2 separate regions of the Homo sapiens genome follow, and region 1 is linked to region 2. A link is a contact called in ENCODE Hi-C or POLR2A ChIA-PET data. All regions are on one chromosome and are shown on one strand. The core of a region is the stretch at or near the end of the contact, and the rest is flanking DNA. Distances in the headings are between cores, read along the strand shown.

The links. A loop is a pair of places that touch in the nucleus more often than their neighbours do. ChIA-PET counts read pairs that join two places held with the same protein, here RNA polymerase II (POLR2A). Pooled maps may share reads with other maps.
Region 1: a map of B cell shows a loop between it and region 2 (4-fold over the local background). The contact joins two enhancer-like sites. A Hi-C loop is called at or near these places in 1 of 168 maps with a recorded cell type or tissue (B cell), 13 of 37 single-sample maps with no recorded cell type and 7 of 50 pooled maps. POLR2A ChIA-PET finds 5 or more read pairs at or near these places in 2 of 52 experiments (GM12878 and OCI-LY7).

Annotation. Positions count from the first base shown.
Region 1 is chr12:40,260,397-40,264,934 of GRCh38, reverse strand. LRRK2 (leucine rich repeat kinase 2) reads right to left here. Exons shown (of 51, transcript NM_198578.4): 14 at 1,034-1,146. Among named protein-coding and RNA genes, the nearest start is that of LRRK2, 38 kb to the right of the region's middle. Within about 2 kb of position 2,259, at least 2 of the 41 ENCODE cell types and tissues checked have a DNase peak (open chromatin) inside an H3K27ac peak, as active enhancers do; they include B cell and OCI-LY7, where a contact is called at or near this core.
Region 2 is chr12:40,191,551-40,195,873 of GRCh38, reverse strand. The region is part of intron 1 of LRRK2-DT (LRRK2 divergent transcript); the gene reads left to right. Among named protein-coding and RNA genes, the nearest start is that of LRRK2-DT, 30 kb to the left of the region's middle. Within about 2 kb of position 3,058, at least 4 of the 41 ENCODE cell types and tissues checked have a DNase peak (open chromatin) inside an H3K27ac peak, as active enhancers do; they include B cell and OCI-LY7, where a contact is called at or near this core.

The DNA of each region.
Region 1 (4,538 bases), core at 1,010-3,509, 70 kb before region 2:
ATTATGTCTTTATTCTTAACATCTTTAATAAAGAACCAATTCATCTTATGCAAAATTTCCAAAACTTCTTAATTCCACCAATACTTTTTGCATTACACAATTTAAATGTAATTCCCTTCTTCTCTTTTTCATACTCAGTATGATTTATGGATACTTTAATTATAATGTAGGAACATGGATATGTAAATGCTAAAAAATGGAAACAATGTATACCAAATCATTTCAGAGGTTATTTCTCCGGAGAACAATGAAAAGGAGCGTAGGGAATCAAAGAAGACTTTACTGTTTTTGTTTGTCTGTTTTTGTTTTTGTTTTGAGACGAAGTCTCACTCTTGTCGCCCAAGCTGGAGTGCAGTGGTGTGATCTCAGCTCACTGCAACCTCTGCCTCCTGGGTTCAAGCGATTCTCCTGCCTCAGCCTCCTGAGTAGCTGGGATTACAGGCACGTGCCACCATGCCCAGTTAATTTTTGTATTTTTAGTAGAGACAGGGTTTCACCATGTTGGCCAGGTTGCTCTCGAACTCCTGACCTCGTGATCCACCCACCTCAGCCTCCCAAAGTGCTGGGATTACAGGTGTGGGCCACTGTGCCCAGCCGAAGACTTTACTGTTAACACTGGTATGTCTTCATGGGCTAAACCATATACTATGAGACCAGAAAAGAAAGACAAGTAGCCAGAGGACAGAAAGAGAAAACAGCAGCCATAGTACCCAGCATGACTCACAAGGTCTAGCTGCATATATGGCTCTTTGGTTCTCTTTCTGGTTGAGCAAACTAGAGTGGATTTATGTTACTGGCAATCAAAAGAATCTTGCCTACATCTATAATTGATAATACACTTAGCTGGACTTAGCTTAGTACATATCTTTTCACTTCCCACATCCCCACTGTCATCTTATGTCTCTAACCACATGACTTCCTCCTATCATAGCAAACGGAGAACAGAAAACTTAGACTGAAAAAGCGCCCCTAGTTCTCCAAATTTAATATTTTAGTTAATAGTATAAATACAGAAAACTTATATTCAACATACCCTGTTCAAAGCTGCTAGGACCAGTTTGTGAATATCATTCTTGAAACACTGTTTTTTAACCATATTTAGCTTATGATGAAATTCTGTATCCTCCCTGGATTCTTCTGGCATGCCTAAATGCACAGATAAATAAATAAAGAAAGAATTTTCTTATAAACATTTGAGTTGAACAGACTGTTACTTTCTAGAAATTGTCATAATTAATCTCACAATATATGTGTTGTACTTTTTTCTAGTACATGTTTCCTTATCAAATAAATAACCAGAAATTTTAAGGAATCTATAAAAATAGTTCATCACTGAATATAAAATAAATATAATGTGTAAGAATGCTTACTGAATTTGAAGTAGCAAAAAATTACGATGGTGAAGAAATTTTCTGTAGCAAACAATCACTTTTTTGTGTGAGTAGGCTGTGCTTTAAGATGCTGGAAGATTTTTATGCAACAATGGACAACATGAGAAAAGCTCAGAGTTACTTGGACCACAACATAAAAAGGCAGAAATGAAATATAGACAAAAAAGAGTAGCTGGAATAATCGTAGCAAAAAATAAGATTTGAGTTTCAGTATTAAGGTGGTAGAGAACATGTCATTTTTTAGAAGTTCTGTAAAGGCTATATAATAGCATTGCTATTTTAAAAAATCATATTCTTTATTAAGCTACACTGTAGCTGAACTATGCTAAAAACACTACAAGTCAAAAATGTGGTAATGTAACATATAATTAAAATTATTATGAATGAATAATGTTTTCCAAACCTAAGATTATAGACATAAATATTAATAAAAAATCATTTATGATCTTCCACTTTAATAATCTGCATTAATGCAAACTGTAAGCTGGCTACAACAGGCTTTTCATTTATTTAAGAAGCATCTGAATTCCAATTACATGCCAAGGATTTTGTTAATGCTGGGAATACTATGGTAAGGAAGGCAGCCTTGATAACCACCCTCCTCCAACTTTCAGTCCTTATTTTAAAATGTACTCAAAGAGGTTCTGACATTCACCTCTTGCCGTGTGGTCTGGGGCAAGTCCCTTAAACTGTCTGTGTATCATTTCCAGTGAGCAAGACCACAGTAACTTCTGAGGCTGCCTATTACACCTTAAGAAGATGTGACCACTAAAACTGGCCTGAGTAGTAAAAACATCATGCTACATGTAATGGGTCTTATTTAACATCTTCCTTAAATTAAGACCAAATGAACATTCCTGTAAATTTCTTCTCCAGTCTTTGTTCTATCACTTGAGGTCCTACTATTCAAATGGATATAATTTCCTTTCTACATAACAGTCCTTTAGGTCGTGTGGACTGTAAATTTTTTTGAGAGCAGTATCCATAATCTCATCATCTCCCGATACCTTAAGGATTCTAGACATAGTGCTTTAAATACAACAGTTGTTCAGGACAAGATTGTTGCACAAATATTTATTTTAAAATGCCTACTCTGGAGTCAGCCTGCATAAGCTGAAAATCTGGTGCTGTTATATCAGGCCTGACCTTAAAAATCTCTACAATTCTATGCCTCAGTTTTGTAGTCCATACAATACCAAAATAATAATAATAATAATATCTGCCTCATGGAGTGCTGTTAGAATCAGAAGAGATAATATACTTAAAATACTTCAAACAATGCCTAATACTTTTTAAGTCCTCCATATTGTTTGGTATTATTACTGTTACTGGTTATAAGTAAGTAGATTTGAATAGAGTTTCATATCCCTTTGAGTCATCTCTTCTTCAAATAAAACAATCTCAGTTCCTCTTATTGCTCTTTTTGATGTGCTTTTATCTCCCTAATCACTCTCCTCTATATACTTCCCAATTTGCCTATATCCCTTCTTAAAGAATTTCACATTATTTCCTCTAAAACTAGCAGTAACTCAAGAAACAAGTCAAATGATATTTTATTAAAGTAACTGGGTCTTCATTATTATTTTCTTAAAGCAACCAGCTCAATGTCTATATAACAAGTTATTATAAAGTAGAAGAGAAAAAGTACAGTAATAGATTGAAAGAAACTTAAGATATATGCACTAGATGCAATATGCTATCCTTAATTGGACCCTAAATTATACACATTTGCCATAATGTACATCTTTGCCACTAAAAAACCTGAATATAATCTAGCTAATAAATGAATACATGTACACCTAGGTATCTCATAAGAACCTCAACTTAACATGTTCAAACCAGAATCATATTCAACCTCAAAACTACTGGAGTATTGCTACCATAGTTACTTGTTGATACCTAGAATGATACGGTACTGCACGGCATGGTACATTACGTTGGGTACAGTACAGTATGGTGTACTGTGGTAGTATAATATGTTAGCATACAGTAAATGATTAAGCCTTTACCTACTAGAAGAATGTACTTACATACTGATATGCTTATAAAATGTATTTTTTTACATTAAGTACAGTCCTCAAGTGATTATTTTCAAGGGCACCCATAATACATCTGATTGATTGTTAACTAACAATTTTCCTTCAGGATCAGTTTAAGAACAATAAAAGAAAAGAAATACTGTATTCAAAACTTGCTTTTGGACTAAAAGAGTATTATTTTATTAACTAACAGAAACGGTTTTTGAGTGTCCTTTGGTTATCTTTAAAACCCAAAACCTCCCTCAAAAGAATAAGGCTGTCAACTTTAAGGATAATCAAAAGGCATTTTTATTGTTTTTAATTACAATCTAAAAATAAAATTCAATAAAACATGCAATAATATTTTCAAGTAAAATTACATCTGTTACATTACGTCTCAAAACTAAGCTGAAACTATGAATAGGACACCATGATTCAATTTTTAAAATACTGATTGAATAGCCACCAGAGGACTGGGGGGCCCAGAAAAAAATGACTGAAGAAAGCTCTGTCCTTGAAAAAACTTTTATATTGAGTAATACTCTTATACAGAGAAACAAAATACCTATATAACTAGAGAAAATGATAGATTTAGGAAGATTTCATTTTAAAAGAACAAAGCAAAAATGACTTCAAAAGATTGGGAACTTCACAGAACAAAGTATCATCCCTCATACTTAGGGATCACGATGTCACATCAAACAGATCTCCCAACCATCTGTCCAATCTGCCCTCTCATCTGTGTTTCCATTGCTGGGTCCCTTCACTGGGTCTCACTTGACTACCATGGACCTCCAACCCAATCTCCTTGTATCTAGTCTCTCTCCCTGTCTATCATCCTCTGCACCACAATGCTATTGTCTTTAGTTGCAAATTTCGGTGTGACACTACAATCTGCAAACAATTTTAATAAACTTGGGTTGGCTTCCATTTTTAAAAGGCAAAAAATTTTTAGCACTGCATTCAAGGCCCTTTTCTTTGGGCCTCAGCCTTTCCTTCCACACTCATCCCCAAGCACTCCTCTCCTTATCCTCCATGCCTCACTCACCCCCGACCATGTGCACTTTCTTCTGCTTGAAATGTCTTCCTTGGCCTTTCTACCAGGCCAGCTCTATCTACCCTTCCACCT
Region 2 (4,323 bases), core at 1,809-4,308:
TGAATCTTATCTTTTTACTGACCTTACAGAAATATGTTGAATAGGAAATGAAGGAAATAGTTACAAAGAATATGATGTCAGAATGTTTGGGTAAAGATAGAAAACACATCTGAGTGGCATCAATAACAAACAGCCTCACAGGAAGGAAAGCACATTGGCTATAGGTATTCTCCCTCCTACTCTCTAGTGGAGATAGTTTTTACCTTGAGGACAGTGGCGCATTCAGCATAAGAATAGGGGTCATCTATGACTCATGAGTCTGATGTACTGGGGTCAAAGCCACCCAGATAACATCCCCAGTCTGGTCGCAGAACCATAGGCTTCATTTACTAACCTTGTACATATCAGTGGTTAAGCCCTAGAGCTTACATTATGGGATAGGCCCTCTAGAGATTCTACTGAGATTTATGTTCCTGAGCATGAAGTAGGAAGAAGATGAAAAAGCATGATTTACTTTGATGGAAGCAGTGTGTTCTGTTCCTCCTGTCTTATATTGTACTTGAGAGTGTGGTGGTGCCCAAGAGGTAGCAAGAACAGTATTTGCAGATTGGGCAATGCAGCCGGGCCTCAAAATAATAAATAAGGTTCAACTGGGAAAAAAGCAACATAACCTATTGAGGGAAAAATAATCCATACGCTATTAATAAGACAAAGACTGTAACTAGCAAAGACAGGAGCATAATTAGGCCTTCAAAACATCAGTATAGGGTATTATTTGGTCAAAAGAATCAATAAAACACCAGTTATTTTTCAGAAAGGAAGGAAATTGTGAAACAGGCAGGTTGTCTAGCTTAGTTTCTTTAGTATCCACATTGTCTCAAAGGAAGTCAAAAGAAGTTCTGGGTGAAGAAACTTTAAAGATGACTTAACAAATCTGGAGCGGATCAAAGGAGAATACTAAAGTAGCATAGGAGACAAAGTTGCTTCTATAGGAGCAAATACTTATGACTGTTTAGTCTGAACAGATGAAATAAGGTAAAGTCAAAGAGCATAATATGACGATGGATGTAGATAGGACACAGGTAAACTTCTTCACCAGACCACCAAGTTTTAGAATAGGAAAGGACAGACTGATGGAACATTATCACTGTGAAAGGAAAATATCTTGGGCCCCCAAAATCACTAAGCTAAAGGGAAAATTCAAGCTGAGAACTGTTTAGGGCATACCTGCCTCCCATTCTATTCAAAGTCATCCCTCTGCTCACTGAGATAAATGCATATCTGATTGCCTTCTTTGGAGAGGCTAATCAGAAACTCAAAAGAATGTGACTGTTTGTCTCTCAGCTACCTGTGCCCTGAAGCCTGTCCCCACTTTGAGTTGTCCAGCTTTTTTGCTTCAAATTGTCCCGCCTTTCTGGACCAAATCAGTGTTCATTTTACATGTGTCAATTGATGTCTCATCCTCCCTAAAATGTATAAAACCAAGCTCTGCTCTGACCACCTTAGACACATGTTGTCAGGACTTCCAGGGGCTGTGTCATAGGTGTGTGTCCTCAACCTTGGCAAACTAAACTATCTAAATTAACTGAGACCTGTCTCAGATTTTCAGGGTTTACATCTGACAAATCTCCTTTCAGTGCTTGGTGCCAACATCAGCTAACTCTATGGCTCAAAACAACAGGACAATTTGCTGAGGTCTGGGAGCAGCACCTCCAGAGAATCCCTTATCTCCCCAAATTTGGTCGAGATCTAAAGTTTATTTTGCTGTACAACTCCATTTTTTGGAGTTTTACTGGCTTTCAACCAGGAAGACAAGATTTCCTGTTTCCATGACGATGACGACGACGATGGAAGGCAGGTAACTCCTTTATGGAGTTTGAGCTCGCTCCCAGCAGGGAAGATGAGTTTTTTCCTACTTCTAGAATGGTAGAAAGCATTCTTCAGCCTGAGACCCATCCCTAGGTAAGCAGCCGCATGGGAGTTTTTGTCTTGACTAAAGTTTAACAACCAGCTGGTCTTAATTTCTCCTTACCATTAGAGCACTCATTGATCATATTGTTGGAGTTTTGTTGTTGTTGTTGTTGTTGTTGTTGTTGTTGGTTGTTCTGGTCTTTCTCCCATCAGATTTGATCAACTCTACCTGACTTGGTCAAATAAGAGTAAGAATTCAAAATTATAGGTAACAAGGTTTCTCTAATCTGGCCCAAATTCCTTACAGCTGCAAAAGAGAATTAAAAAAACAAAAAACAACAACAAAAAAAACGTGCACTTGGTTTTTATGTTTGCTTCCTGCAATACCAAAAAAATCTAGAGAAGGCTTCTAATGACTTGAACTCCTTTAAAGAATTCAAAACAAAGGTGCCACTCACCCCTTTTGGCCTTTTGGGTGTTCTGTTTTCTTTGGGGAGTTTTAAGAGCCATGGGCAGATTCTTCTTTGGTCTAAAGCTCTGTTTTCCTGTATTGCATGACCTGACCTCTATGGATTTGGGAATACCAGAGATAACCTTGCACTGTGAGAGGATTTGATGTTGGTGTGTATAATGTCGAATGACAGCTACAAATTTACAAGCAGCTGAATACAGTTTACAGGACCTGGTCTTGGCTGTCTTTATTTCCTTTCTTGCCTAGGAAGTTATTTGCTTAAGGATCCTAATTCTAGTTCGGAGACGCATTCTAAAGGGTTTTCTTTATTGCTTTTTCTCCCAAAATAATCTCAATTCGGTTCGTCTGTGTGCATTTGCATGAGGAACTGAACTGTTGTTTTCATAGGTAAATAAGAGACAGAGTTTTCTCAGTTCTGAAAAGAAAAGGCCTCCCAGCCGAAAGGCACCCATGGGTGACGGGGGCCTTCGTGAGAGTGTCTGAGGGGTTGACCCCTATGACATGCAATGGCCCTGCAGGAAAATCCCCAACAAAAATTAATTTTAAAAATGGCTCATCCAGGAAACACATATAAGGGCTGATCACCCGGCATTTTGAGCCCTCTCAGAGGTCTCAAAAGAGAGAGAAACTGAGACACATAAGGGGTGGAAACAATTCAGTGGTGACACACTATGGAGTCCTGCCTACAAGCAGCATGCATCAATCCACCACACAAAAACCCCAGGCCACAGCTCATTTCCTCCTTTTAAGACCAAAAAAAAAAAAAAAGAAAAGCAGGAAACAGATAATCTAAGAATTAGGAGAAAACAAGGAGAATGACCTGCTTTCAAGCACTATGTAGGTTTTATGGCACTTCTACTTGCCAGAATAAAATGAAAGTAATATGGTCTTTGTGTACATTTACATTAATGAAAAAGTGCCCTGAGGTCAACCTGCAAACTATAGAGTTCCTAGGTTCCCTTTATCTCCATTTTCATTTCTGCCTGCTTTAAATCTGCTGTTACTTTTCTACTGAGATAAAAACAGCTGTTTGGATCTAACAGGTATTCTTTTTTTAATTTTTTTATTTTTGCAAGCTGGCTAATGTGTATGTATCAAAAGGCTAGAGTACTGAGGTAAAAGCTATAGAATCTTCGTGTGTGTATGTGTATATGCATATGTGTATGTGTATACATTTGAGGGCCTTTATAATAGACTTCTATAATTTTATGTTTAATCAGCCATTAAATCCGTTTTAATTTTCCTCTAGCTCACCAGACTTTCTCTTCATACCTTATGACGTAAATTTTGTTATCTGATTAAAGGAGTTGTTTCCTTTAATATGCAAATTTAAGGCTATTTAGCTGACAATGGCCTAGGGTAAGGTTTTTTTAAAAAAGGAAAAGAAAGAAGTCTTTATGAATCTATAAGATGTACTTCTACTGGCATGCCTAATACTTCTATATATTTATGTGTTGTGTATACAATGTTTCACTACTAAAAATATATAAAAGAGCTGTAATTAATTGGCTTAACAAAAAAGGAATTAAAATCAGATACTAAACAAAAGACTAGTAAAATGCTTTTTCAACTTCATATTACTTAAGTAAAATCTTTAATAAATAAGCTGGCTTTAAAATTATTGGTAAAATAATATTAGAAATGTCATAAGAATTTGACAGTATACATTTTTGTTAGCATTTATTAGTCAAGCAATTTTATACTTATCCCTGACAAGTACTCCAAGGTGTCAAAATTTGGCATAGAGGTTACAAAACTATAAATCCAGGCCAAAACAGAATGATCTTTGCTTGTGTAATCTTTAATTAAATAAGACATTAATATTGGTTTATTAAAAATAGCTACATCTTGAATTTAATAAGATTATCATAACTTCTAATCTTGTGGCTTTAGGCGGTCTAGTCCACAGGCAGTAAAGTTTGTTATTGCCTGTTTTTAAAGCTAAACTATAAATTCCTCCCAAAGTTAGTTCAGTCTACACCAAGGAATGGACAAGGATA